2 separate regions of the Homo sapiens genome follow, and region 2 is linked to region 1. Evidence: chromatin loops called from intact Hi-C (ENCODE). Cell type or tissue: mammary epithelial cell. All regions are shown on one strand. Links, peaks and the distances in the headings refer to the core of each region. The heading gives the core; the rest is flanking DNA.

Region 1 (14,909 bases), core at 8,131-10,630:
GAGCCGTTTGCTCCGTCCCCCAGGCGAATGCGAGAGGAGCAGCTGGCACGGGAGGCCGAGGCCCGGGCGGAGCGGGAGGCGGAGGCCCGGAGGCGGGAGGAGCAGGAGGCACGAGAGAAGGCGCAGGCCGAGCAGGAGGAGCAGGAGCGGCTGCAGAAGCAGGTGCCCCCGGCGGGCGGGAAGCGGCTGGGCGCGGGCGCCGCGGGCCGGGAGGGAAGGCTGGAGTCAAGTGCCCCACGCTCATGGGGGTCTTTGGCAGAAAGAGGAGGCCGAAGCTCGGTCGCGGGAAGAGGCGGAGCGGCAGCGTCTGGAGCGGGAAAAGCACTTCCAGCAGCAGGAGCAAGAGCGGCAAGAGCGCAGAAAGGTGTGCGGACCTGGGCGGGGATTTGTGGGCGGGGCCTGGGCAGGGCGGGCCAGGTGGGCGGGGCCTGGGCTTAGAGCGGACAGGACGGGAAAGCGCTGGGGCAAATTCCAGTTCCTGTCCTGGAGAGGGCTGCTATGAGCTGGGAGGCCCTAAGACTCCGAGGCCGGGTCTGGCTGGTGGGAGGTTTAGGATTAGGGGCGGGGCTCGAGCCTAACTGATCTGCGGCCTCCAAACAGCGTCTGGAGGAGATCATGAAGAGGACTCGGAAGTCAGAAGTTTCTGAAACCAAGGTCAGAATTCCCCCGAAGGGCAGTGCTGGGCGTGGGGGGCAGGGTGTGAAAAGGAGGCTGCGGAAAGGCATCCATGGCCACGGAGAGCGAGGCTGTCAGGGAGGCCGCTGCGGCCCGGGCAAGGGGAGGGCCGAACTCAGTCCGAAGTGGCTGGGGCCGGCTGTCCCTTGAGCCTGACTGCTCTTCCTCTTCAAAGCAGAAGCAGGACAGCAAGGAGGCCAACGCCAACGGTTCCAGCCCAGGTAAAGCCCCCATTCCTCTCGCCTCCCTTCCCTTTGCCATCCTCCTCCTCCTCCATCCTCACCTCTCTTGCCAGCCCCTGGCTGATGGCCCCTCTTTCCCTGTGACAGAGCCTGTGAAAGCTGTGGAGGCTCGGTCCCCAGGGCTGCAGAAGGAGGCTGTGCAGAAAGAGGAGCCCATCCCACAGGAGCCTCAGTGGAGGTACCAGCTTCCAATCCCAGGGTCCCTGAGCAGGGAGGCAGACTGCAGCTGGAGCTGCGGGGTGGCCTGGGCTTTCCTGGGAGGTGAGGTGCTGAGCCTTGGCCTCTGCATCCACAGTCTCCCAAGCAAGGAGTTGCCAGCGTCCCTGGTGAATGGCCTGCAGCCTCTCCCAGCACACCAGGAGAATGGCTTCTCCACCAACGGACCCTCTGGGGACAAGAGTCTGAGCCGAACACCAGAGACACTCCTGCCCTTTGCAGAGGCAGAAGCCTTCCTCAAGAAAGCTGTGGTGCAGTCCCCGCAGGTCACAGGTAGATCTCCTGATTCCTGGACCCAGCTCCATTCCTCCCAGCAGCCTTCCCTGTACTCCTCAGCCCTGCCTTCTCTTCTGGCTCTGCCAGGCACCCTCTCCTGCTCCACCCTGAAGACCCCCAGCTATCTGGGCTTGAGTGCTGTTTGCCCTGACTGTTTCCCTTCCTGTTTTTCCCCAGAAGTCCTTTAAGAGGGTTTGCCTTGGATCCGGGCACAGTTGTGAGGGCTCCTCTGCATCACCTACCAGGATGTCTGGAGGAGAAAAAGACAGAACAAAGATGGAAGTGGCCTGGGCCCCTGGGGGTGGGTCCTCTCTGTTGTTTTTAATCTGCACCTTATAGACTGATGTCTCTTTGGCCGGAGCCAGATCTGCCCCTCAGTGCATTCGTGTGCTCGCACGCGCAGACATCCCTTCTCCCCCATACACACATATACACTCACAGCCTCTCTGGCCTCTTCCCTTGGGGAGGGGCCACCTGTAGTATTTGCCTTGATTTGGTGGGGTACAGTGGATGTGAATACTGTAAATAGCTTGTGCTCAGACTCCTCTGCGTGGAGAGGGTGGGTGCAGGAGGCAGACCCTCCCCCCAAAGCCCCCTGGGGAGATCTTCCTCTCTCTATTTAACTGTAACTGAGGGGGATCCCAGGTCTGGGGATGGGGGACACCTTGGGCCACAGGATACTGGTTGCTTCAGGGGTACCCATGCCCCCTGCCCTCGCCTGGAATCAGTGTTACTGCATCTGATTAAATGTCTCCAGAAATAAAGAATAATTCTGCCAATCCTGCCTGTTCTTGGAGCTGGTGGCGGAGGTGGGAGCAGATGGCCTCCTGAGTTCTAAGAACTGAAGAAGCCTCGGGCTGGTGGTATTAGTCCTGAACTCCTGCCCTATGGTCTTCCAGTTTAGTCATGAATTCATTCATTTATTTATTCAACAAATACTGTTGCATCTACTCTGTGTCAGGCAGTAGGCTATGCACTGGGGATGCAATAGTCAGAAAGGATGTAATCTCTGTCCTTGTGCAGTTTATAGTCTAGTGGGTGAGTGTCGTGGACACTGTGGGCTGCCCACTCAACATCTATTCCCATTGCCCCTTCCTCATTCCAAATAATCTCTATTCAGGTAGCCATCTTTCTTTTAGATGGCACCCTGTGCTTCAGTGGAGGTGGATCTTAGCCGCAGGGGTGAATCGTGATTGTGACTGGGATCAAAAACAATGGTCCCAAACCCCTCATGATTGACTGGTGTAGGCATGGACATGTGACACAGTTTCAGCCAGTAGACATGAAGGGAAGCCTCCTGGGGGCTTCAGGAAGGGTATCCTCATTTTTTTTTTTTTGAGACGGAGTCTGGCTCCATCGCCCAGGCTGGAGGGCAGTGGTGCAATCTCAGCTCACTGCAACGTCCACCTCCCAGGTTCAAGCGATTCCCCTACCTCAGCCTCCCGAGTAGCTGGAACTACAGGCGCCAGCCACCACGCCTGCCTAATTTTTGTATTTTTAGTAGAGATGGGGTTTCACCGTGTTAGCCAGGATGTTCTCTTATCTCCTGACCTTGTGATCCGCCTGCCTCGCCCTCCCAAAGTGCTGGGATTACAGGCGTGAGCCACCGGCATCCTCATTTTTGACAATGTGGTCGTCAGCCTCTGTAATGACCTCTCGATGATGTCCCCTACCTCCTAGTATTCACACCCTTGTGTAGTTCCTTCCTATGTTGTATCAGGGTTGGGTTGAGTGGCCAATAGAATACGGCAGAAGTGATGGTGTGTCACATCTGAGATTAGGTATAAAAAACACTGCACTCATGCCTGTAATGCCAACACTTTGGGAGGCCAAGGCCAGTAGATTGCTTCAGCCCAAGAGTTCTAAGACCAGCCTAGGCAACATGGTGAAACCCCATCTCTAACAAAAATTCAAAAATTAGCCAGGCGTGGTGGCACATGCCTGTAATCCCACCTACTCAGGAGGCTGAAGTGGGAGAATCATCTGAGCCTGGGAAGTCAAGGCTGCAGTGAGCCCTGATTGTGTCACTGCACTCCAGCCTGGGCAACAGAGTGAGACCCTATCTCAAAAAACAAAAACAGGACAGGCGTGGTGGCTCACGCCTGTAATCCCAGCACTTTGGGAGGCCAAGGTGGGCAGATCACGAGGTCAGGAGATCGAGACCATCCTGGCTAACACAGTGAAACCCCGTCTCTACTAAAAATACAAAAAATTCTCCGGGCGTGGTGGCGGGCACCTGTAGTCCCAGCTACTCGGGAGGCTGAGGCAGGAGAATGGCATGAACCTGAGAGGCGGAGGTTGCAGTGAGCCGAGATCGCGCCACTGCACTCCAGCCTGGGTGACAGAGGGAGACTCTGTCTCAAAAAAAAAAAAAAAAAGCAGCAGCATTTAGGCCGGGCATGCTGGCTCATGCCTGTAATCCCAGCACTTTGGGAGGCTGAAGCAGGCGGATCACGAGGTCAAGAGTTCAAGACCAACCTGGCCAACATGGTGAAACCTCATCTCTACTAAAAATACAAAAAATTAGCCGGGTGTGGTGGTGCGCGCTTGTAGTCCCAGCTACTCGATAGGCTGAGGCAGGAGAATCGCTTGAACCTGGGAGGCGGAGGTTGCAGTGAGCCGAGATCTTGTTACTGCACTCCAGCCCAGGTAACAGTGCGAGACTCCATCTCAAAAAAAAAAAAAAAAAAAGCAGCATTTAAACTGGACCTGAAGAAGGATAGGGAGGAGCCAGCCTTGTGAAAGGAAGGAGGAGGCAAGTTGCAGATGGAGGGGTCAGTATGCAGGAGGCTGGGAATTCCAGGGACAAAGGAGCAGGAGCTCCTCTTGCTGGAGCATCAAAGGGGAGAGGTGCTAGATGGGGTTGGAGAGGTGGGCAGGGCTAAGTCACAGCGCTCTAGGGACAGTAAGGGGCAGGAAGGGACTAGCACACTCATTCAGCTCTCTGCTTGGTGAGAGCTCCTATATGTATGCCCCTCCCGGCCTCCCCTCCTCAGCCATCACCCACCAGCTCCTATGTACAGTGAGGCAGAGGTGCCAACATTTCCCTGAAGGGCAGAACTCTGAATACTCTTATGGGGGAATTGTTTACTCATTCATTTAGTCAATCAGTAAATTGCCTGTGGAGCACCAGCTGAGCACCGGAGGGAAACGATGGTAAGCAAAAACCAGACGTAGAAGCTCCTGGCGCTTCCTGGCAAGGAAGATGGGTATAAACCAAATCACCATATCACCACAGGAACAAATGTTAAAAAAGAAAATGTGGTGAGTGCTGTGAAGTCAAACATAGGGAGCAGTTAAGAGCGTATACAGGGGGACCTAAACTAGCTTCAGGTCGGATAAGATATCCCTGAATGAATGGTGTGTAATCAGATCTGATGGGTGAGTAGGTGTTGACTGGGCAAAGTCAGGAAGGTAGAGAAAGAAGGAGAGGGAAAGGACTGGATTCCAGAACAAGGGAAACCACATGCACAGGCTGTGGATGGGAAGGAGGTATGTTCAAGTATCTAGAGGACTAAGCAGAGCTGAAGGAGTCTGTTTTTGCTCACCCCAGAGCCTGGTGGAACAGGCACTCAATATTTGTTGAATTAAGAAATGTCAGTTGAGGAGGTGGAGCTTGGCATGAGGTGAGCTAGACCATGCAAGGCCTTGTAAGGCTGTGGTCAAGAGCTTGGATTTTATTCCAAGGGCCATGGGAAGCCACTGAAGGCTATTCAACAGGGGGTGGAAGGGTGGCATGATCAGATAGGCAGTTTTTTGTTTTGTTTTGTTTTGGTTTTTTGAGACGGAGTTTTGCTCTGTGGCCCAGGCTGGAGTGCAGTGATGTGATCTCTGCTCACTATAACCTCTGCCTCCGGGGTTCCAGCAATTCTCCTGCCTCAGCCTCCCGAGTAGCTGGGACTTACAGTCACACACCACCACCTCCGGCTAATTTTTGTATTTTTTTTTTTTTTTTTTTTTTTTTTGAGATGGAGTCTCGCTCTGTCACCCAGGCTGGAGTGCAGTGGCGCGATCTCGGCTCACTGCAAGCTCCACCTCTCGGGTTCACGGCATTCTCCTGCCTCAGCCTCCCAAGTAGCTGGGACTACAGGCGCCAGCCACCATGACTGGCTAATTTTTTTGTATTTTTAGTAGAGACAGGGTTTCACCGTATTAGCCGGGATAGGATGGTCTCGATCTCCTGACCTCGTGATCCGCCCGCCTCGGCCTCCAAAAGTGCTGGGATTACAGGCGTAAGCCACTGTGCCTGGCCTAATTTTTGTATTTTTAGTAGAGATGGGGTTTCACCATATTGGTCAGGCTGGTCTCAAACTCCTGACCTCAGGGGATCCACCTGCCTTGGTCTCCCAAAGTGCTGGGATTACAGGCGTGAGCCACCGCGCCTGCCAAATAGGCTATTTTATTAGACCACTCTGGCTTTTTGGTGGAAAACTGATCGACAGAAACTTGATTATAAACTGGAAGACAAACCAAGAAGTGATTGCTGAGGTGCAGATAAGAGATGATAGAGGCTCATGCTCGGGAGATAGAGATGGAGAGGAGTGTGTAACATAAATGTACTTATTCATTCAAAGAACATGTATTGAGCATCTTGCTGGTCACAGTAGCTCACACCTGTAATTCTAGCACTTTGGGAGGCTGAGATGAGTGGACTGCCTGAGCTCAGGAGTTTGAGACCAGCCTGGGCAACCAGGTGGAAGCCTGCCTCAATAAAAAATATATACATGCAGGGCTGGGCATGGTGGCTCACGCCTGTAATCCCAGCACTTTGGGAGGCCGAGGTGGGCAGATCACGAAGTCAGGAGATAGAGACCATCCTGGGTAACATGGTGAAACCCCGTCTCTACTAAAAATACAAAAAATTAGCCAGGCGTGGTGGCGGGCGCCTGTAGTGCCAGGTACTTGGGAGGCTGAGGCAGGAGAATGGCATGAACCCGGGAGGCGGAGCTTGCAGTGAGCCGAGATTGTGCCACTGCAGTCCAGCCTGGGAGACAGAGCAAGGCTCCCTCTCAAAAAAAAATAAATAAATAATAAGCCGGGCACGGTGGCTCACGCCTGTAATCCCAGCACGCTGGGAGGCCGAGGTGGGTGGATCACAAGGTCAGGAGATCGAGACCATCCTGGCTAACACGGTGAAACCCCGTCTCTACTAAAAATACAAAAATTAGCCGGGTGTGGTGGTGGGTGCCTGTAGTCCCAGTTACTCCGGAGGCTGAGGAAAGAGAATGGTGTGAACCCGGAGGTGGAGTGCAGTGAGCCGAGACCATGCCACTGCACTCCAGCCTGGGCAACAGACCGAGACTCTGTCTCAAAAAAGAATATACATATATATATATGTATACATATATGCAAAAATTGGTCCAGTGTGGTGGTGCATGCCTGTAGTCCCTGCTACTCGGGAGGCTGAGATGGGAGGATCGCTTGAGCCCAGGAGGCTGAGGTTGCAGTGAGCTGAGATCACGCCACTGCACTCCTTCCTGGGTGACCGAGTGAGACCTTGTCTCAAAAAAAACAAAAAACAAAAAACAAAAACAACAAACAACAAATATCTATTGAGCATCTATTATGTACCAGGCTCAGAGGTGCTGGAGATTTTTAGATGAGCAAAAATTGACATGGTTCTTACCTCATGGAACTTTATTAGTAATTAATTAAATAATATTACAAACAAATGTACAATTACAATTACAATTATGACAAACAGTGGCTCACTCCTACAATCCCGGCACTTTGGGAGGCCGAAGAGCAGGGATCTCTTGAGTCCAGGAGCCTGAGACCAGCCTGAGCAACATGGCGAAACCCTGTCTCTATAAAAAATACCAAAAAAATAGTCAGATGTGGTGGTGCACACCTGTAGTCCCACATACTCAAGAGGCTGAGTGGGAGGATTACTTGAGCCCAGGAGGTTGAGGCTGCAGTGAGCCGTGATTGTGCCACTGCACTCCAGCCTGGGCAACAGAGTGAGACCCTGTCTCAAACAACAAAAAAACCCAAACCAAACTAAAATTTTAAAAGACAGTGAATAAGCTGGACACAGTGGCTCAAGCCTGTAATCCCAGCACTTTGGGAGGCCGAGGCAGGCAGAACACGAGGTCAGGAGATCGAGACCACCCTAGCTAACACAGTGAAACCCCGTCTCTACTAAAAATACAAAATTAGGCTGGGCGCGGTGGCTCATGCCTCTAATCCCAGCACTTTGGGAGGCCCAGGCGGGCGGATCACGAGATCAGGAGATTGAGACCATCCTGGCTAACACGGTGAAACCCTGTCTCTACTAAAAATACAAAAAAATTAGCCGGGCGTGGTAGCGGGCACCTGTAGTCCCAGCTACTCGGGAGGCTGAGGCAGGAGAATGGCGTGAACCTGGGATGCGGAGCTTGCAGTGAGCCGAGATCACGCCATTGCACTCCAGCCTGGGTGACAGAATGAGACTCCGTCTCAAAAAAAAAAAAAAAAGAAAAAAGAAAAACCCGTCTCTACTAACAATACAAAAATTAGCTGGGTGTGGTGGCTCACATCTGTAATCCCAGCTACTCGGGAGGCTGAAGCATGAAAATCACTGGAACCCGAAAGCAGAGGTTGCAGTGAGCCAAGATCATGCCATTGCACTCCAGCCTGCGTGACAGAGCGAGACTCTGTCTCAAAAAAAATTTTTTTAAAGAGGTGTGAGATTCCAGGCAGAGGAAACAGCACACGTGAAGTCCCCATGATGAGCATGGGCAGTGTAGCCGGAACCTAGAGATTGAGAGGGAGCATGGTGTCAGAGAGGTGGGAAGGACCAGACCACGAAGGACCCATGCGCCATGCTAAGTAAGAGTTTATTACAAGAGTGCTGGGAAAGTGCCTGAAAGGTTTCAGCAGATGGGCAACATAGTCAGATTAACAATTTGAGAAAAGATGATCAGGACTACCACCTGGAGAAGGGACTGAGGAAAGGGGAAGAGTGGTAGTGAGAAGTCCAGACAGGAGCACCAATCCTGGTGAGAGATGGGGACAGGCCATGAGTTTGACTTGACTTGGCACTCTGTGGATAGCGATTTCCTTTTTTTTTTCTTTCTTCTTTTTTTGGGGGGTGGGGAGGATGGAGTCTTGCTCTGTTTCCCAGGCTGGAGTGCAGTGATGAGATCTTGGCTTACTGCAACCACCATCTCCCCGGCTCAAACCATCCCCCCACCCCAGCCTCCCAAGTAGCTGGGACTACAGGCACATGCCACGATGCCTGGCTAATTTTTGTATTTTTGGTAGAGACAGGGTTTCGCCATCTTGCCCAGACTGGTCTTGAACTCCTGGCCTCAAGTAATCCTCCCGCCTCAGCCTCCCAAAGTGCTAGGATTAATTACAGGCATGAGCCACCGCACCAGGCCTCTTCTTTTTTTTTTCTCTTTGAGACAGGGTCTCACTCTGTCACCCAAGTTGGAGTGCAGTGGCACCATCATGGCTCACTGCAGCCTCAACCTTCTGGGCTCAAGGGATCCTCCTGTCTCAGCCTCCTGAGTAGCTGGGAATACAGGCACACACCACCATGCCTGGTTAATTATTTTTAATTTTTTCCTGTAGAGACAGGGTCTCGCTATATTACTCACACTGGTCTTGAACTCCTGGACTCAAGTGATCCTCCTGCCTCAGCCTCCCAAAGTGTTGGGATTACAGGTGTGAGCCAGGACAGCAATTTCTTATGCAAATGTGGTGCTCACAGGAAGGGTCTGATCCCACAGCTCAGGAAAGAGGAGCCAGGAGGGAAGGAGGGAAGAACACAGAAGTTCTAGGAGAGACTCAGCCTTTAGGAGCCTGGAGTGTGGCTCCTCTGAGACAGCAGGGCCCTAGGGGGCAGTGAGGGCTTTGGAAGAACTGGCCCAGGCTGCAGGGAGGTAGCCTCCAGGTCTGATTTCCTGGTTTCCAGCTGGAGATTGAGGAATGTCCGGTCTGTTCCAGGCCCTGACTGAGCCTGAAGAGAGCGGAGGTGGAGGCAGAAGCCATCCCCTCTGGAGATCCCTCCCTTTCCCCATCTCTGCCCTTTCCCCAGTAGGGCCAGACTAGGCAGGGCCAGAGGAAGGCAGCAAAATGCCCTTCCCTCCTCCCCTCTTCATCCCAGTCGCCAACGCTCCTGAACTCCAGCTCTGTTACAACACCCCCGCCCCTCAACACACACACAATCTTTCTTTAACAGGACTCCCCAGCTCCACTGTGTGTGCCCGTGGGCCCTCTCAAAGGAACATTCAGTCCAACCCGAAGCCTGTGCCCTGCTTCCCAATGAATGGCGATCTCGCTCCACCTGGTGGTTACATGAGCACATTGGCAAGGCAGTTGAGGTTGGAACTGCCAGGTCCACCATGGACCAGACCACAGGCCTATGGCTGATGTCCTGGCTGCAGGAGATGTGTGCTCTACTCTAGACTTGGCCAGTGACTCACTCTATAACTAGGCAACCCTCCTGACCTCTGTGAGCTTCAATTTCCTCATCTGCAAATTAGGGCTAGTGATATGGGTAAGGTATTCCTTGAACAAACACACAGAATAAGAGTCTTAGTTGCAAGGTCCCCTTCCCACCATGAGGGGCCATGATATCCTGAGGTAGCTCAACATCACCTCCTGTGTACTGCCAGTCCCTTCCCCAAACCACTCCACTTTGGGACAGCCGTATTAGACATGTCCCAATGTGGCCAGAACATTGAGCTCTAATTGACCAACAGGGCATGGAGTGCAATGGCGTGATCATGGCTCATTGCAGCCTGGACCCCTCGGGCTTGAGTGGTTCTCCCACCTCAGCTTCCTAAGTAGCTGGGACCACAGGTGCACACCACCATGCCTGGCTAATTTTTAAATTTTTTGTGGAAACAGATCTCGTTTTTTGTCCACGTTGGTCTTGAAATCCTGGCCTTAAATGATCCTCCTGCCTCCGCCTCCCAAAGTGCTAGGATTACAGGTGTGAGCCACCGCCCTTGGCTGGTAAGGACATGGTCTTTGCCTTCAGTGCATTCAGCCTAGAAGTGGAAGAATACATAAAAATAGAATACAAAGCCAGCGCGGTGGCTCACGCCTGTAATCCCAGCACTTTGGGAGGCCAAGGTGGGTGGATCACCTGAGGTCAGGAGTTTGAGACTAGCCTCAACATGGAGAAACCCCATCTCTACTAAAAATACAAAAAAATTAGCCGGGTGTGGTGGTGCATGCCTGTAATCCCAGCTATTTGGGAGGCTGAGGCAGGAGAATTGCTTGATCCTGGGAGGCGGAGGTTGCGGTGAGCTGAGATCACGCCGTTGCACTCCAGCCTGGGCAACAAGAGCGAAACTCTGTCTCAAAAAAAAAAAAAAATAGAATACAGTGCGAGGTCAGTGACATAATTAAGCACACAGTGCTTTGGGAATATAAAGGATAATTTTTTAAAAAAATCTTTAGAGATGAGGGTCTTATTAAGTTGCCCAGGCTAGACTCAAACTCCTGGGCTCAAGGGACCCACCTGCCTCAGCCTTCCTAGTAGCTGGGACTTCAAGTGTATACCACCATACCTGACAAGGAAAAATATTTGACCTGGGTTCAAGCAGGGAGAGACTGTCAAAGGGAGGCCTCCTGTAGGAGGTAATACCTGAGAATATCCTCTGAATTAAGGGTTAAAAACTTGAACGACTCCCAAGGGGCAGCCCCTGTCACTCCCCTCTGGTCCACAGTTGCCAGGTCGAATTGGATTCCAGTATGGCTTGCGGTGGCCTACCAAGGGTAGGATGATGGGCAGGGTCTGCCCCAGATGTGTGAAATAAAAGTGCATCATGTGTAGAGAATTTAAGAACCAAGATAAAAATGACTAAAAGTCAGTTTGCTTTTTATTATTACCTTGCATTGACATTCTAAACAATGTTAAAAAAATACTTCTTGAAAAAAATATTTCACCGTCTGAGTTCTAAATAGTGGCTCTATTTATTGCTGAATTGTTTGGTTTTTTGTTTTGTTTTTTTGAGACAATGTCTCGCTCTGTTGCCCAGGCTCGGTGTGCAGTGGCACAATCATGGGTCACTGCAGCCTGAACTTCCCAGGCTCAAATGATCTGCCATCTCAGCCCCCGAAGTAGCTGGGCCTACAGGCATATGCCACCATGCCCGGCTAATATTTGTATATTTTTGTAGAGATGGGGTTTCACCCTGTTGCCCAGGCTGGTCTCGAACTCCTGGACTCAAGTGATCTGCCTACCTTGGCCTCCCAAAGTGCTAGGATTACAAGCGTGAGACACTGCACCCAGCCTAGCTTTTTTTTTTTTTGAGACGGACTTTCACGATGTCGCCCAGGCTGGAGTGCAATGGCGTGATCTCAGCTCACTGCAACCTCCGCCTCCCTGGTTCAAGTGATTCTCCTACCTCAGTCTCCCGAATAGTTAGGATTATAGGTGCCCACCATCATACCTGGCTAATTTTTGTATTTTTAGTAGAGACGGGGTTTTGCCATGTTGGTCAGGCTGGCTCGAACTCCTGACCTCAGGTGATCTGCCCACCTCAACCTCCCAAAATGCTGGGATTACTGGCATGAACCACCGCACCCGGAAACAGCTGAGCTTTAATACTATATATGTAAGCTTCAAATTAGCACAGATTGGCCAGGCGCAGTGGCTGACGCCTGTAATCCCAGCACTTTGGGAGGCCCAGGCAGGCTGATTTCTGGAGGCCAGGAGTTCAAGACCAGCCTGGCCAACATGGCCAAACCCTGTCTCTACTAAAAAAACAAAAAGTTAGCCAGGCATGGTGGTGCAGGCCTGTAATCCCAGCTACTTGGGAGGCTGAGGCAGGAGAATCTATTGGACCTGGGAGGCAGAGGTTGCAGTGAGCTGAGATAGCGCCACTGAACTCCAGCCTGGGGCATACAGCGAGACTCTGTCTCAAAAAAAAAAAAAATTAGCACAGATTTATTACTGTTGTCCCACTGTATTCTCAGGGGATTGGTCCCAGGACCCTAGGGATATCAAAATCCTTGGATGCTCAAGTCTCTGATAGAAAATTTATTAATATGCCAGGTGCGGTGGCTCACGCCTGTAATCCCAGCACTTTGGGAGGCCGAGGCGGGTGGATCACCTGAGGTCAGGAGTTCGAGACCAGCCTGACCAGCATGGTGAAACCCCGTCTCTACTAAAAATACAAAAATTAGCTGGGCGTGGTGGCGTGCGCCTGTAATCCCAGCTATGCAGGAGGCTAAGGCAGGAGAATCTCTTGAATCTGGGAGGTGGAGATTTCAGTGAGCCGAGATCGCACCACTGCTCTTCGGCCTGGGTGACAGAGTGAGACTCTGTCTCAAAAAAAAAAAAAAAAAAAAAAGAATTGCTTCATATTTGCATATAATCTATGTATATCCTCCTGTATACTTTGTAATCTCTAGATTACTTATAATACCTAATACAATGTAAATGCCATGTAAATAGTGTATTATTTTTAAAATTTGTATTATTTTAATTGTTGTATCGTTATATTTTATTCAGTTTTTTTCCCCCATTTTTTTTTTTGAGGTGGAGCCTCACTCTGTTGCCCAGACTGGAGTGCAGTGGCATGATCTCGGCTCACTGCAACCTCTGTCTCCAGGATTCAAGTGTTTCTCCTGCCCCAGCCTCCTGAGTAGCTGGGACTACTGGTGTGTGCCACCATGCCCGGCTAATTTTTGTATTTTTAGTGGAGATGGGGTTTCACCATGTTGGCCAGGCTGTTCTTGAACTCTTGACCTCAAGTGATCTGCCTGCCGTGGCCTCCCAAAGTGCTGGGATTACAGGTGTTAGCCATCACACCCAGCCCTCCCCAATTTTTTTTTTTTTTTGAGGAGTCCACCCTGGCCAACATGGTGAAACTCTGTCTCTACTAAAAATACAAAAAATTAGCTGGCCGTGGTGGCACGCACCTGTAATCCCAGCTACTCGGGAGGCTGAGGCAAGAGAATTGCTTGAACCCGGGAGGCACAGGTTGCAGTGAGCCGAGATAGTGCCACTGCACTCCAGCCTGGCGACAGAGTGAGACTCCGTCTCAAAAAAAAAAAGGAGGAGGAGTCTCCCTCTGTTGCCCAGTCTGGAGTGCAGTGGCACTATCTCGGCTCAGTGCAACCTCCGCCTCCTGGTTCAAGCAATTCTTCTGACTCAGCCTCTGGAGTAGCTGGGACTATGGACACATGTCACCATTAGCCTGGCTAATTTATTTGTTTATTTATTTGTTTATTTATTTATTTTGAGATAGAGTCTTGCTGTGTCACCCAGGCTGGAGTGCAGTGGCACGATCTAGGCTCACTGCAACCTCCACCTCCCAGCTTCAAGCGATTCTGTGCCTCAGCCTCCCGAGTAGCTGTGATTACAGGTGCCTGCCACCATGCCCGGCTAATTTTTGTATTTTTAGTAGAGATGGGGTTTCGCCATCTTGGCCAGGCTGGTCTTGAACTCCTTACCTCAGGATCCACCCACCTCGGCCTCCCAATTAAATCCCTTGGCTGGGATTACAGGCATGAGCCACCATGCCTGGCCCTAAATATGTTTTTGTTTGTTGGTTTGTTTGTTTGCTGAGACGGAGTCTCGCTCTGTCGCCCAGGATGGAGTGCAGTGGCACAATCTCGGCTCACTGCAAGCTCTTCCTCCCGGGTTCAAGCCATTCTCCTGCCTCAGCCTCCCAAGTAGCTGGGACTATAGGCGCCCGCCACCACGCCCGGCTAATTTTTTATATTTTTAGTAGAGATGGGGTTTCACCGTGTTAGCCAGGATGGTCTTGATCTCCTGACCCCATGATCCGCCCGCCTCGGCCTCCCAAAGTGCTGGGATTACAGGCTTGAGCCACCGCGCCCGGCTGGCCCCAAATATTTTTTATCCACAGTTGGTGGCATCCACCGATGCAAAGCTCCCGAATACACAATACACAGGGCCAATTGTATTTAGCTTTTTTTTTTTTTTTTTTTTTTTCTGAGATAGAGTCTCGCTCTGTCTCCCAGGCTGGAGTGTAGTGGTGCTATCTCCACTCGCTGCAACCTCCGCCTCCTGGGTTTAAGCGATTCTCCTGCCTCAGCCTCCCGAATAGCTGGGACTATAGGCGCATGCCACCATGCCCAGCTAATTTTTTGTATTTTTAGTAGAGATGGGGTTTCACTGTGTTAGTCAGGCTGGTCTCGAACTCCTGACCTCAGGCGACCCACCCACCTTGGCCTCCCAAAGTGCTGGGATTACACGTATTAGCCACTGCGCCCAGCCCGTATTTAGCTTTTAATAAACATGTGTGCCAAAGTCAGTTGGGAGAAATCCCACTTGTATAACTGGCCTCTTGACACACACAGACTCAGCTACACATATTCATTTTGAAAGTAATTTTTTCATAGTTTGGAATCATTCAAGCTGGCTTTGAGCTCTGTTGGGGTCTCCAACTCCATGATGCAACATATTCCTGAGATTAAGCAGTTATTGCAGAATAAGCAATGATGACACAGTGATTTTAAAGGTAAAGAAACAAAACTTAAGTTACTTCAATTCTATGTGACCACTTGTGCTAATTTATTTATTTATTT
Region 2 (14,909 bases), core at 12,410-14,909, 53 kb before region 1:
CTCCAGCCTGGGCGACAGAGCCAGACTCTGTCTCAAAAAAAAAAAAAAAAAAAAAAAAAGTTGCTGTTCTAATTCCTTCTTATTGGCCAGGCACAGTGGCTCACCCCTGTAATCACAGCACTTTGGGAGGCCAAGGCGGGCGGATCACCTGAGGTCAGGTGTGCAAGAGCAGCCTGGCCCCATCTCTACTAAAAATACAAAAAATTAGCCGGGCATGGTGGTGGACGCCTATAATCCCAGGTACTTGGGAGGCTGAGGTAGGAGAATCTTTCAACCTGGGAGGTGGAGGTTGCAGTGAGCCAAGATCGTGCCACTGCACTCCAGCCTGGGTGACAAGAGCCAGACTCTGTCTCAAAAAAAATTAAAAAAAAAAGAAAGAAAGAAATCACAAAACCCAGTAAGGTTCCCTCTGCTCCATGTCCTTTGAGGGAGGGCAGCCTTTGTGAGGAAGGGCACCTGGGCCTGGGATCCTGGCCTCTGTTTCGATTCTGCCTCTGGCTGCCGTGTGACCTCAGGTGAGTTCCCCTCTGAGTCTCCATAACCCCATCCATGAGCTGGGCCAGCAGTGCCACCTGGCTCTCCCCATGAGGCACTAGCCCTCCGCCACCCCCACATGTGACCTCTTCTTCCCCTTCAAAAGCCAGGAATCCCAGCCCATCCAGGCTGCATGGGGATAGTCAGCCTCCAATTCAGAACTTTCCAAGAATCTGAATAGAAGCACGGCCAGGTCCTCCCCAGTCCACTCCCAGGGTCCAACCAGAGAGGCGGAATGGACACTGATCGGAAGATCTAGGTGCTGTGCCCCCATTGCATGTGTGACCTGGAACTACTCCTCACCTCTCTGCAGGCAAAACAACTCTGGAGACCAGTACAGCATTCCCATTTTAGAGATGGGGAAACTGAGGCACAGAGCTGGGAAGTCCTAGATCTGTCTGACTCCCAATGCCAGCTCATCTCCACACAGCACATGCTGCCTTACTCAAGATCTGCTGTCCACACTCCACCCACTCTGGAAATGCCCTCAGAACAAAGTGGGCCTGGAATTCTCTTTCTGGGAGTCAGACTTCCATGACTGGTACTTGGGCACATGTGTGTCCACATATGGCCTCGCAAACCCACCCAGGCTTCAAGGCTACACTCAGCCTCCAGCTCCCAGTCATCTCAACTTATCAGACCCCAGCGCCAAACCCACATCTCCCCTGCACCTGCCTTCTCTGGGGACAGGCCACAGCCATCCAGTGCAAGGCTTCTGGCCCCATCGCCAACCGGCTTACTCCTTTCCATCTACTTCTTCCTCTCATCCCCATGGCAACCGCCCACTTCATCCCCCGTCACCTTTCTCCTTAAACTCTGCCCAGCCTCCTCTGTGATCTCCCTTGCCTCGAAGATCCCCCCTTCATCCTTGTTCCCCAGAGCAGCCAGAGTGATTCCCAGATTATATCATTCGCAGCTCACACCCTTTCTCTAGACAGGGCCCTTAGAAATCTGACCTCAAAGTCATGAGTCCCTCCCACTCCCCAGTGTGATCCAACAGTGCCCATTACTCCCATTACTCACTGTCCCTGAGAGAACCCTGAAGCTTCCCCCTCCACACCTCTGCACGAGCTGTGCCCTCAGCCAGGAACACCCTCCCATTCACCCTTTCCACCCCCTGCACCTGTCAAAATTATCATCTTCGAAAGCCCTGGCCAGATTACCTCTTAGGTGCCACCTTCCCTGATCTGCACTTTGGCTTGCATGGTGCCCCTCCTCGGGTACCTAGTAGGGCACCGTGAGACCACAGCCACACCCCAGAGGAGAGGCCGCTGTGTCTCTCTCGTTCCTCCGACCCGACACTATAATTTCCTCCTGCCACGGATGGGACCAGCGCATCTGAGACCCCACTTCCCTGTAAGAGGTGCCCCATCCCTGCCACTGAGAGTTCTGGAGCGGGCTGGGGGGCCAGCAGGGCAAGGAAGCTGGGGCTGTGCGTCCTTTGTTCCGGCTCAGGCAGGAGCAGAGAAGGTAGTGGAGTACAGGGGCTCAGGCTGACAGCCCTGCTTAGTATCTTTCTCCTCCCTCTTGCTAACAGACACATTCACTTCCATATTTTCTTTCCCCTTCCTCTGAGCCAAAGAGCGGAAATTCTCATTTTCACTGTGGTAGACGAAGTGAAACCAGAGAAAGAGACCCTGGTGAGTGTGTCTGGGTGTGAGCGTATGTGTGTGTGTGCCGTCCTGTCTGAGTATGTCTGGCTGGGCCACGTGGGGCCTGCCATGTGTCTGTAGGAGTTTGGGTGTGTGTGCATGTGTCCGCCTGTGTCTTGTGGTGGTGTATGTTTCATTAGAGGAGGGTGTCCGCATGAATCTAATGAATGTTTGGGTCGGTGTGTGACTGTGCATGGCTCTCAGAAGGGTGCAAGGCTGTGTGTGGCTGGGTGAGCATGTCTGTGGTTTCTCCTCATTATCATCTAGGGTCATTGTGTGTCCAAGGGTTTGTAGGTGTTCACCAGTCCACTGGGAAGCCAGTGACAGCACCTGTGCCCTGATGGAGACCACCAACCATGGTGTCTCTCCAGAGATCACCAACTCCTGCCCTGCGGCCCCCTCTGCTTGGGGCAGTAAGGATCAGTCGATCTTAGCTCAGTCCCCAGAGAGGAACCCCAGGCTGCCTGACCCTCCAGCCATCCAGCTCCACGGCCCCCAGATTTTTCAAATGCCCAGTACAGCTGCTGGGAGGCTGTCCTTGCCAAGGGGACTCTGCTAAGAGGAGTGGATGAGCCCCTGCTGCCAGCCTGAGCAAGAGGTACTGATAGCAGACAGGAGGGATGATTTCTGGTTGCTCCGGCACCCCTAAGGAGGTCAGCCGCACGTCTGTGTCAGGAACCCAGCATGGTCTCACACAGGCACACACACGTGCGTGCACACATACAACCAGCAAAGTTTTCCCCGTGGCAATAGCGTTCCTGGGCCCTCTGGCTGAATAGCATTTCTCTACCTGGAGGATTTCCGGGGCTAGGGTGGCTCCAGACCCAGGGCAGAGACACTGGGAGGTTGTTCTGGGGCCCTGGGACCCCAGTCCCTCTTGGCCAGGCAGCGGCCCCTCACCCCCTGCAAGTCTCAGTCTGGAGCTGGGGGGATGCTGAGCCCCTGACAGGAACATTCCTGGGAACTTGTCTTCAGTTTGGGGCGAGGGGACTGACAGGGCACCTAGAATAGGAGGAACCTGGGGGCTAAGGCAGAAAAACCTTATAACTGGAAGGTCTCCAGCAAATCAGCAATGGCAGAGAGATGGGGGCAGGAGTGAGAGCGGGGGGATGCTAAGGCCCCTCACTCCCTCCTCTCTCCTCCACTACCCTGTGAAGGCGGCTTTTTTATCCCCACTTTACAGGTGGGACGGGAGATCGGGAGGTGGTGACGCGCCCAGAGCCACATCGTCGGGGGTTGCACCCGGCACTGTCTTATGCTGGAGCCCTCGCTTCTGGGAGAGGAAGGGAGGAGGGGGCTTTACTGGGATCCTGCCGGGGAGGGAACGGGGCACAGGGAACGGGATGGGCTCCCCCATTCTAAGGCGACCCCCTGGCCCGAGTCCCCCACCGCGTCCCCACCCCGGAGTCCGAGGCGCCGGCCCTGCTATCCCGCATGGTGTTGGGGGAAGCCCAGCCCAGGTCTTGCCCTCGGAGCCCCCCAGCCCGAGCCCCGGTGCCCGCCTCCTGGCCTTTACCTGCGGGCGCGGCCGCCGGGCGCCGCTCCCGGCCCTCGAGGGCGGCCCGGGCGGCGAGGGCTCCGGGCAGGGGCGTCCGCGGCTGGGCGGGCGGCGTTGGGGTCCGGGGTCCGCGCCGGCGGGGTTCCGCGTCGCTCTGCCGGCCGCCCCTCGCGGCTGCCGGAGTGGGCGGGCGGCAGGAGGGGCGCGTCGGGGCGGGGCCTCCGCCCTCCTCTTTCCACAGCCACGGCCAAGGCCCGCGCCCCGCCCGGCCCAGCGCGCCCAGCGCGGACTCGGACGGCTGCCTCCCTCCCCGACACCCACGCCGAGCCCCCTCCACACACGCGCTCCCGGGCGGCCCGCCCCCATCCCTCCCCGTCCACCTGACCCGCGGCTCGGCCGCCGGGGAGTCCGCGCAGCCCCTGCCCTCGAGGGGCCACCTGCCTGTGGGGACGGACGCGGCTGCTGAGAAGGACGGCCAGGCGTGGTCCTGCAGGGAAGGGGCAGCTCGGGCTGGTGGCCCCCAGTGAGGAGTCCCCAGAAGGCTGCCTGCAGACGTGACCTCGGTAGGCTGAGCCCGGAGGACTCACAGGGGCCAGTCGTGACCCGCACATTCAGGCTTTAGGGCATTGAGCCGGGGTCACAGAGGCAGGCGGGAGCAGGCCAGACCTCGTCCCTCGGAAATGGGGAGTCACGGAAGGCTCTGGAGCAGGGCAGTCACGTGGTCAGATGTGTGCTTTGGAAAGAGCCTCCCGAAGCTGTGTGGAGGAAGATAGAGGCAGGCCACCGAGGAGGCTGCGGGAATACCCTGGCATGGTCCCATGAGGTGCACAGTGAGGGGGAAGGAAAGGGAGGGCCCAGTGTGAGGGGAGTGAGGAGGCGAACTAGGCAGAGTTTGGGCGAGGGGCCTAGGAAGAAGCAGTGTCAAGGACAGTGCGCAGGCTTTGGGCTAGGCCTGGGGGCGGCAGGGTCTAGGAGAAGAAGGAGGACGGATGTAATGAATTGGATGAGCCTGTGGGACTTCCATGGATCCGGAAGGGAGGTGAGAGTTCTGGGATAGCGAGGAGGAATCCACGGTTTGCAGATGGCGACTGATGCCATAGAATAAGGAGCGGGCCCAGGGAGGCGGGCAGGGCGCGGGCAGGACACTCATCAGCATTCACGGGGCTGCCCAGGGAGAGGGGTCGGCAAAGGAGACTGAGAAGATGGCAGGGACCGGGAGAGCAGTGTCCCAGAAGGCAAAGGCAGAGTGCTTCTAGAAGGCCAGGGAGGCCCACGGGATGGGCTGTCACAGAAGGACATTCTTAGGGACAGCAATTAAGGGTTGGAGGTTGGGGTGGGGGTAGGGGCAGTAGCCAGGCAGCAGGGGAGAAAGGAGGAGGCAGCAAGTGCAGAGGGAAGGGGAGATGAGGTCAGGAAAGGATTTTGGGGTGTGTGTGTGTGTGTGTCTGTGTGCGTGTGTGCATGTAGGTGAGTGTGGGTGTCTGTGTGTGCATGTAGGTGGGTGTGGGCGTGTGTGTGCGTGCATGTGTGTGTGCGCGTGCCTGTGTGTGTACGTGTAGGTGGGTGTGTGTGTGTGTGTGTGCATGTGTGTGTGTGTGCGTGCCTGGGTGTGTGTGTGCATGCGTGTAGGTGGGTGTGGGCATATGTGGAGGTATGTGTGCTTGGGTGTGCAAGTGTGTGTGTGCGCGCATGGGTGGGGGGTCAGCATGTGTGTAGGTGTGTGGAGGGGTGGGGGTGTGTATTTGTGTGCGTGTGGGGAGGTATGTGCGTGGGGGGGTGTGGGGGGTGTGGCTGCATTTGGGTGTGTGGATGTGGCTATGTGGCTTTGTGTGGGTGTGTGTGGCTGTGTGGGTGTATTGTAGCTTTGTGTGTGTGGCTGTGTGGGGGGGTGTGAGTGGGAGTGTGTGTGGGGGGCTGTGTTTGGGGGTATGGGTGTCTGTGTGTGTGGGTGTGTGGGTGCCGCTGTGTGTTTGTGGGTATGGGTGTGTGTGTGGCTGTGTGTGGGGATGGGAGTGTGTGTGTGGCTCTGTGTTTGTGGGTGTGGGTGTGTGTGGCTGTGTGAGTGTGGGTGGGAGTGTGTGTGTGTGTTTGTGTGTCTGTGGGGGGGTGTGGGTGGCTGTGTGTGGGGGTGAGTGTGGCTGTGTGTGTGTGTATTTTCAGTGGGAAAGAGCAGAGCCCTCACCAGGTCCAGGAAAGGAGCAGGGAGGGCCCCAGGCTGTCTCGGGTCAGGGCCCACCCCCCTCAACCTTCCCCCTTCTGCTGCCTGCCCTCTGAGGGCCTCCCACTTTTCTGTCCCCCTGCCAAGGTACACACCAGCCCCGCCACTCCACAACGGGGCCTCTCACCCTCACCTACCGTCAGAGCCTGGCCCACTCCATCCCACCCGTCAGAATTGGGGGCAATTGCCAGGGGTCTTTGGGTCTGGCCTCCTGGCCTGAACTACAGGGGAGCCAGGCTGGGGCACTGCCCAGAGAAGGGAGGGGGCCTGGCTGGCAGGGTGCCTAGGAGGACACCGACTGAGGGGAGATTGCAGAGTTCTGACCCTGAAGCTGGTGTGGAAACCAGACCCTGCATGGGGATCTGATGGGGGCTGAGTGTGCATGGGGACGGGCTGGGAGGGGGTGGGAGCTAGGCAGCAGGGACTAAAGGTTGACAGCAAAGACCCTGGAGTTAGACTGCCTGGGTTCAAATCCAAGTGCCACCACCTACCAGCCACATGCCATTGGGCAAACACTTAACCTCTGGTGCCTCAGTTTCTCCATCTGGGAAGCTCTCATAGGCATGTTGTGAGGATGACAGTCAATCCATGCAGAGCACTTCACTCTGAGTGTGAGCTGTTTAGAGAGAAGGGAGGGAGCGCTGCATGAAGTGGGGCCTGGTGACACAAACGGGCAAGGGAGGGGCATGCTTTGTGGGAAAGGGACTCCCATGGGCTTCACACCCACATTCAGACACAAATTCAGCTGGTCCCCCACTCAGATCCCACCCCTGGGTCTCCTGACTCACTCCTTACACTTTTCCTGGGGCCCTCAGGCCTGATTCTATGAGGTACACACCTGTCCCCAATCCCCTCCCTTTCCCCCCAACCCCTGCCCCACCTGCCCCTGCCCAGTGCTTTGCAGGGAGGGAGGGCTGCAGCTCCTTCTCCTTTCAACCAGCCCTGGACGCCAAGTCTGGGCCCTGTCCCGTGGCCAGATCCTGTGGCCCTGGTGTTCATTGGCCATCAGGCGCCTCCCCAACCCCAAGGGGGCCTCAGCTCCCCATCCCCCAGTAGAGGCTGACAGCTGTGCCATGATCTTGTGGCCGCTGTCTCCTTATCCACCAGCTATTTGCGCAGAGGTCGTGGACTCTCACACCAAGCCTTATCTCTTGACAAGGCCAAACTCCCAGCCAGACTCCTTACCCGCCCCTGCCAGGGGCTTCCACCTTGGCCTGTCTCTGGTGGTGTCTGGATATCAATGGGTCAGCTCTGCCTATGATCATCTGCTGTGTGGCCTTGGGCAAGTTGCTGCCCCTCTCTGGGATTTAGTTCCCTCAGCCACGACAATCAGAAGCTGGCCAGTGAGGCTTCAAGGACCGTTCTAGGCCTGGGCAGGGGTATCAAATGGGGTGGGTAGTTAAACTGAACCAGACGCAACATGTAACTTTCTAGCCCGGCCCCTGGCAGAGTCATCTCTGGCACCAGCCTAGTGGTTCAGACAGTGGGCTGAGGAGTCCAGCAGACCTGGTTTGGATCCCAGTGCTGCCTCTCTGTAGCTGTGGGCAAGTGACCTCATTTCTCTAAAACCTCAAATTCCTCCTTTATGAAAGGTGGATAACAGCCCCTAATGATGAACAGGAAACACTCACAGGGCTCTTGCCTCATGCCAGGCACTATTCTGAGCACTTTATGTGGATTAACTCATTTAATCCTTATAACAGCTCTTTGAGGTTGGTCTCCTTATTGTCCCCACTTTGTAGATGGGAAAACTGAGGCACAGAGGGCTTAAATCACTCGCTCACTCATGGCCACACAGCTGGGAAGTGAGAGCTGGGATGTGGCTCCAGGCAAGCTGGCTCACCCTCTTCCATTTTCCTATTGTGCTGTCAGCTCTCTTAGAAGAGATATTGAGCTCCGCCTGTAATCATAGCACTTTGGGAGGCCGAGGCAGGCAGATCACAAGGTCAAGAGATCAAGACCATCCTGGCCGATATGGTGAAACCCCGTCTCTACTAAAAATACAAAAATTAGCCGGGTGTGGTGGCATGTGCCTGTAGTCCCAGCTACTCGGGAGGCTGAGGCAGGAGAATTGCTTGAACCTGGGAGGCAGAGGCTGCAGTGAGCCGAGATCGTGCCACTGCACTCCAGCCTGGCGACAGAGCAAGACTCCATCTAAAAAAAAAAAAAAAAAAAGACAAAGAAGAAGAGATAATGAGGCCGGGTACGGTGGCTCAAGCCTGTAATCCCAGCACTTTGGGAGGCCAAGGCGGGCGGATCACGAGGTCAGGAGTTCGAGACCAGCCTGACCAACATGGAAAAACTCCATCTCTACTAAAATACAAAATTAGCTGGGCGTGGTGGTACATGCCTGTAATCCCAGCTACTCGGGAGGCTGAGGCAGGAGAATCACTTGAACCTGGGAGGCGGAGGTTGCGGTGAGCCGAGATCGCACCATTGCACTCCAGCATGGGCAACAAGAGCGAAACTCTGTCTCAAATAAATAAATAAATAAATAAGCTGGATGTGGTGGCACACTCCTGGAATCCCAGCTACTTAGGAGGCTGAGGTGGGAGGATTGCTTGAGCCCAGGAGTTCGAGGCTACAGTGACCTATGATCATGTCACTGAACTCCAGACAGGGTAATAAAGTGAGACCTTGTCTCTAATAATGATAATAATAATGTTAGTAATAATGTTATAATAATAATGTTAATAATGTAATGTTATAATAATAATGTAAATAATAATGTTAGTAATCTGGCCAGGTGCAGTGGCTCACACCTGTAATCCCAGCACTTTGGGAGGCTAAGGTGGGTAGATCGCTTAAGGTAAGGAGTTTGAGATCAGCCTGGCCAACATGGTAAAACCCCGTCTCTACTAAAAATACAGAAATTAGCTGCGCGTGGTTGTGGGTGCCTGTAATCCCAGCTACTTGGGAGGCTGAGGCAGGAAAATCGCTTGAACCTGGGAGGCGGAGGTTGCAGTGACCTGAGTTAGTGCCACTGCACTCCAGCCTGGGTGACAGAGCGAGACTTCGTCTCCAAAAATAATAATAATAATGTTAGTAATCCTTATTACTATTACCTTATTTTCCTATTCCTTCTAAATTTCTACTGATCTGCCAATAAGAAACCCTCTGGGTCCCAACCACCCCAGGTTGGAGCCTGGGAGGTCCTGGATGGGACCCTCCTTTGGCCCCCCTTTCTGTCTGTCTGGCAACCTGAAGGGAGGGATATGTGCACAGATGTGTGGTCCAGGATGTTCAGATAGTCTGGGGAGGAGGTGTGGTGCTGGTGAATTCCTGTTCCACCAAGGCCGGCCCTTCACTCCCCACATCTGCTGGAGGGCTGAACTCCTGCTTCTAAGATTCCTGGGAAGTCTTCCCCTCTGTCTAGCTCTCCCTCCTTCTTTTGAGTTGCCAGCAGCCTCTCCTCTCAGGCAGGGGTGATGGAGACCCCTCCTGCATCCCCCACCATTCTCCCTACCTCCACCCCAGGGGATCTCTTGGCCTCATCCTCAAAAATCCCAGCAATGCAGTGGAAATTAAAGTTACCTTAAATATTCTAATCTTATAATAATTTTGCTTCAATCAACATCTAAATGTGACCACATGTGTCTAGACCACCCAGCAGCCTGGTTGGTGTGGGGGGACAGAAGACAGAGGGCTGCTCTCAGACATGGGCCTGGCTCTGGGGGGCTTCCTGGGAAGAGGTCTGCTGGTCTTTGGGTCCTTCCCTCAGCTTTCTCCAGGCCTGCCCACACTAGGCCATCCTTCCCCTCTTCGCCTTCCCTTAGACAGCCCAGGGAGCCCCAGGCCTTATACTCTCTCTCCCTAACAACTTGGCTGGGGGAGGCCGGGGGGCAGTGAGGCTCCACAGGCAATCGGAGGTCAGGGTTGGCTTCATAGGAGTCACACAAGTCTCCCCACTCCCGAGGGCCTGACTTAACACTCCCCTGGGTTGTCTTGGAATTCATAATAATTTCTGAACTAAGGGCTCCATGTTCATTTTGCACTGAGCCCCATAAAGTATATCCTGTTGGAGGGTTCCCCTGCACTCACACCTCTCTCTCTGTGAGTTCTCCCCACCCTGTACTCACAGTCAATACCCAGTCAAGGCTGGGTTCAGTGGCTCACATCTGTAATCCCAGCACTTTGGGAAGGGAAGGTAGAAGGATCACTTCAGTCCAGGAGTTTGAGACCAGCCTGGGCAACAAAGTGAGACTCTGTCTCTACAAAAAATTAGTCCCAGCTATGGGGCAGGAGGACCACTTGAGCCCGGAGGGTTGAGGCTGCAGTGGGCTGGGATCACACCACTGCCCTCCAGGCTGGGCAACAGAGCGAGACCCTGTCTCTAAAAAAATAATAAAATAAAAATTAAAAACATTTATTTATTTATTTATTTATTTTTGAGATGAAGTTTCACTCTTGTCACCCAGGCCGGAGTGCAATGGCGTGATCTCAGCTCACTGCAACCTCTGCCTCCCGGGTTCAAGCGATTCTTCTGCCTCAGCCTCCTGAGTAGCTGGGAATACAGGTGTGTGCCACCACGCCCAGCAAATTTTTGTATTTTTAATAGAGACAGGGTTTTGCCATGTTGGGCAGGTTGGTCTCAAACCCCTGACCTCAGGTGATCCACCCGCCTTGCCCTCCCAAAGTGCTGGGATTCCAGGCGTGAGCCACTGCACCCAGCCAATAAACATTTATTGAGCACCTACTTTGTGCTGACAAGCTGTGCCAGATGCTTGGGGCTACAGTGAGGAACAACATAGACATGCCCTGATTTCATAAACTTACCCTCCTTACACATTCAGACATTCATCTATCCATCCATGCAGTGGTTTTGCAAGATGTTCCCCAATAACAATCAAGCTAATCATAACTGCCAGTTAGGGAATACTCATCATATGCCATGAAATTTATATATATTATCTTGTTTCATCCTTAAAACAGCCAGCAAGGGAGGCATTATGATTCCCATTTTCCAGATGAAAAAAACTGAGGCTCAAAGGTCAAATCATTTGTCCAGTGTCACATAGCTAATAACTAGAAGAGCCAGGACTTGTCCTATTTCCTCATTTTCAATCTCTCCCCCCGACCCCACATTGCATTCAGCTGCTTCCCCATGGGCAGAAGCTCCCAGCAGGTAGGGCTGAAGTCTAGGTCAGCTCCACGTCCCCGGCCCCTAACACAGAGCTACATTTTTGTTAAATGAAAGAATTCAGGCCAGGTGCAGTGGCTCATGCCTGTAATCCCAGCACTTTGGGAAGCCGAGGAGGGTGGATCACGAGGTCAGGAGTTCAAGACCAGCCTGGCCAAGATGGTGAAACCCCATCTCTACTAAAAATACAAAAATTAGCCGGGCATGGTGGCAGGCACCTGTACAGCTACTTGGGGGTGCTGAGGCAAAGAATTGCTTGAATCTGGAAGGCAGAGGTTGCAATGAGCTGAGATCACGCCACTGCATTCCAGCGTGGGTAACAGAGCAGGACTCCATCTCAAAAATAAATAAATAAATAAATAATTTGGCTGGGCGCGGTGGCTCATGCCTGTAATCCCAGCACTTTGGGAGGCCAAGGCGGGTGGATCACTTGAGGTCAGGAGTTCAAGACCAGCCTGGTCAACATGGTGAAACCCCATCTCTACTAAAAAAAATACAAAAATTGAGGCGGGGCACAGTGGCTCATGCCTGTAATCCCAGCACTTTGGGAGGCTTAGGCAAACAGATCATGAGTTCAGAAGTTCGAGACCTGGCCTGGCCTGGCCAATATGGTGAAACCCCCATCTCTACTAAAAATACAAAAATTAGCCAGGCATGGTGATGCATGCCTGTAGTCCCAACTACTCAGGAGGCTGACACAGAAGAATCGCTTGAACCCGGGAGGCGGAGTGTGCAGTGAGCCGAGATCGTGCCACTGCACTCCAGCCTGGGCAACAGAGCAAGACTCCATCTCAAAAAACAAAACAAAACACAAAAATTAGCTTGGCGTGGTGGCATACGCCTGTAGTTCCACCTACTTAGGAAGCTGAGGCAGGAGAATCGCTTGAACCTGGGAGGCGGAGGTTGCAGTGAGCCGAGATTGCGGCACCACAGCACTTCAGCAGCATGGGTGACAGAGCGAGACTCTGTCTCAAAAAAAAAAAAAAAAAAAGAATTCACACACAGACACAGTCCCTAAGGAACATCAGGAAACAGGCAGACACTGAAACACAAAAACATACATACATAATGTGTAATGTACTGGATAAGAGCTTTGTGTTCAAGTCCTGACTATCTGGGTTCAAGTGCTGAATCCACGGTGTTACTAGCTGTGCTCCTTAGTCTCCTCATCTGCAGATAGTAGTAGGGCTGTGGTGAAGGCTAAATGAGAAATACATGTGAAGTACTGGCATATCACATGACTAGCGCTGGCACATGGCCACTCTGCAATAAAGATTAGCTATTGCTATGACTAACATTCATCCACATTCACTGGCAAATGTCCTCCTGCCCATGCGCACCACCCTCCCACCCCTCCTCTAGCCTAGCTCAGTCATAGATGCCCTCATGGTTGACAGTCCAGGCTCCCAGAGCCAAGAGGAAAGAGCAACTGCTTCTCTGCATCCCCTGGGCTGTACCTGAGCCAGCCCATGTGAGCTCCTCACCAGCTCTGGGTTCCATCAGAGATGGCTTCCTGGAGGAGGCCTGGACCCAAGGTGGGTGAGGGAGCCAGGGCAAAGCAGGAGAGTGCTACTCTGTGTCCTGGCTACCTCCATTGTTCTTTACAACACCCTCTCCCCCAACCTCTGCTGCAGCGGCCTCCCTCCCCCCACTCCCCCTTCCCACAGTAGAAATTTTCCTCTCTCCCCCTGCCAGAGTGTAAATTGCCCCCAGGAATGCAGTGAGTCCCACCGCTCCCCTGGCAGTGGCCGGCGGCTGTCCTGGGGTCAGGCCTGGCCCTACATCAAAGGCTGGGGATCAGTAACAGCAGCTCCTTGCCTGCCACCAGCCTCCCCTCCTCTCTCCTACCCTCCCACCGGCCCTTTGGCTTCCAAAACACAGCACATGGTAGCACTTAAGCTCTGGGAGGGCATTTTTCCTGCACCCCCACCACCTACTAGCCACAATGAACTACTTGTTAGGAGACTATTTTAATTTTACTGAATGCAATTTCTGCTCCTGAGGCTTCTGTTGCCACCCGCTTCTTGGCCTTGGATGCCCAGTACAAATGTAGGGGAGGCCAACCCCCTAGGAGAAGGTGAAACCTGAATATGGAAATTTCACTGGTGTTGGAGGTCTGGGGCAGAAAGGGACAGTGTTACATCAGGGGAATGGGGCTGGTGCTCTGGCCTCCACTCAGGAAGTAAGGGGGGTTGATTAGGGGAGGGCTCAGAGGTAGCTTGTACACAACTCAGGAGGCCAGCATGGGAGTTTGAAGTATGTATGCGGCCAGACATCCTTGGCCAACGCTCTCTTCTAATGTTCTGGCTCCAGCAGGCAGGCGCTTAGCCTGGCAGCTATATGTAAGCTTTGCTTTCAGGTCCTGTAGGGGTGGCTGGAGGAGGGGGAGCACTCTCAGCCTCCGGTCAGCCTCTAAGATTTGCTCCATCAGGTGCATCTTCTAGCAAATTCTGAAAACCAGGGGTCCGGTGGTCACTCTCTGGGACAGTACAGTGGTGATTTGGAGACCCCTGGTGGCCAAAGGCTGAAGACCGAGACCTTTCCTTAGAGCTCCACCCAGCCAGCCCCAGGCCCAAAGGCCACCAGCATCAACCCTCCATCTCCAGAACTCTGCCATGAGTCAGACTACCCAAAAATTCTTGTTAGTCAGCCTCTCCCATATAGCCAGGCTCACCTGCCCCATCTTGTTGGGAGGGAATGGCCTAGCTTAGGGGGCTGTCTCAGCCTCACAGTCATAGTAAGAGAGGAATGTGTAATCTACAACCAATCAATGACATGGGTGGGGACCAGGAAGTTAGTTTCCTGGGGATTGCATGTTCCAAATACTTCTGCAGTCCCCAGCTCTTTCTTTCCCTCAGCCCCAATCGTGGGGCTGTAACTGGGAAAAGTCACTAAGGGAGCTTTGTTTCCACAGTTCCCTAATCCTGTAATGTTGCCCAAGTTTAACATTGGGAAAGGAAATATCCAAAACGTCACGACATACAAACCGCTGCTCAAAAGTAGGCTGTGGTACCCGGAGGAGAGGAAGGGCCGAGGGTCCCCCTGGAGAAGGGAAAGGGCGGTGTAGCTTTTTTTGGCAGGGTTCAGACACTACATAAAGCTTTCCACATCTGGGCCCCAACATTCATTCCCTTATTCATTCATTCAGACTCTGGTGTGACTGGACTGAGACCCACACTAAGTGCTAAGGACACAGTTAACCAAAATTGAATCACTGCCCTGGGACCCCAAATTATAATATGGAGGGGGACATAAAGAGGCTCAGAGGATGTTCCTATATTTGGGGACACGAAACTGACCATCCCTCTTTGGTGGCCTAATCCAGCTAGAGCCGGTAAGTCCTTGCAAACTGCCCTTCTCAGTGGTGTCTCAAAACCCTGGTCCTACCCTTGCACAACCAAAACACATCTCAAGCACAATGCATCTAAAACTGGCTCCCCCCATCTCAGGCCTGCACACATACTTTAGGGAAGGCCTGGGACCCCATTTCCCTCCAACAACCTGAGTGTCTAGACCTCAGGGCCTTAGGCTATCCCCAAGCAGTGCTACCAAATACAGCCTGACACAATCTCTGCTTCCTCCTTTTAAGATCTATCCCAAGCTCTCTAAGCCTGGGAGAGGGAGCTGTGGCCTGTTCCCTTTTTCCCCCATAGTGTTAACCAGGCAGTAAAAGAATCTTCATTAAGAGCATGGGTTTTGCCCTTTGGCCCAGCTTTGAACCCTAACTTTTCCACTTACTCACCATATGACCTGGGCAACTTATGGCCTCCACTCTAAAAATGGAATTCTTGTGAGCTGGCCAATGCATGCAAAGTGTTCAGTAGTGTCTTTCAAGTGGTAAGCACTCAACAAATAGCACCCCAACAA

The links. Peaks named below come from ENCODE experiments on the same cell type or tissue, not always from the same donor. Only the 100,000 strongest peaks of a DNase experiment are listed, where the experiment ranks them.
Region 2: a loop joins it to region 1, with 4 times the contacts of the local background. A loop is called at or near these places in 54 of 110 quality-filtered maps.

Annotation. Positions count from the first base shown.
Region 1 is chr1:36,178,662-36,193,570 of GRCh38, forward strand. MAP7D1 (MAP7 domain containing 1) reads left to right here. Exons shown (of 17, transcript NM_001388490.1): 11 at 24-162; 12 at 260-364; 13 at 601-654; 14 at 854-896; 15 at 1,005-1,095; 16 at 1,213-1,406; 17 at 1,587-2,188. The coding sequence ends at 1,597. It also overlaps the pseudogene RN7SL131P. Among named protein-coding and RNA genes, the nearest start is that of MAP7D1, 30 kb to the left of the region's middle. RefSeq lists enhancers at 1-152, 153-798, 327-621, 9,196-9,894. In mammary epithelial cell, for the core only: a CTCF peak has its summit at 9,686 (motif pointing left); a DNase peak (open chromatin) is centred at 9,640; H3K27ac peaks cover 842 bases.
Region 2 is chr1:36,121,355-36,136,263 of GRCh38, forward strand. It overlaps COL8A2 (collagen type VIII alpha 2 chain), which reads right to left and starts at 3,868. Exons shown (of 4, transcript NM_005202.4): 1 at 3,703-3,868. RefSeq lists a silencer at 1,180-1,380. In mammary epithelial cell, for the core only: a CTCF peak has its summit at 13,543 (motif pointing left); a DNase peak (open chromatin) is centred at 13,707; H3K27ac peaks cover 1,770 bases.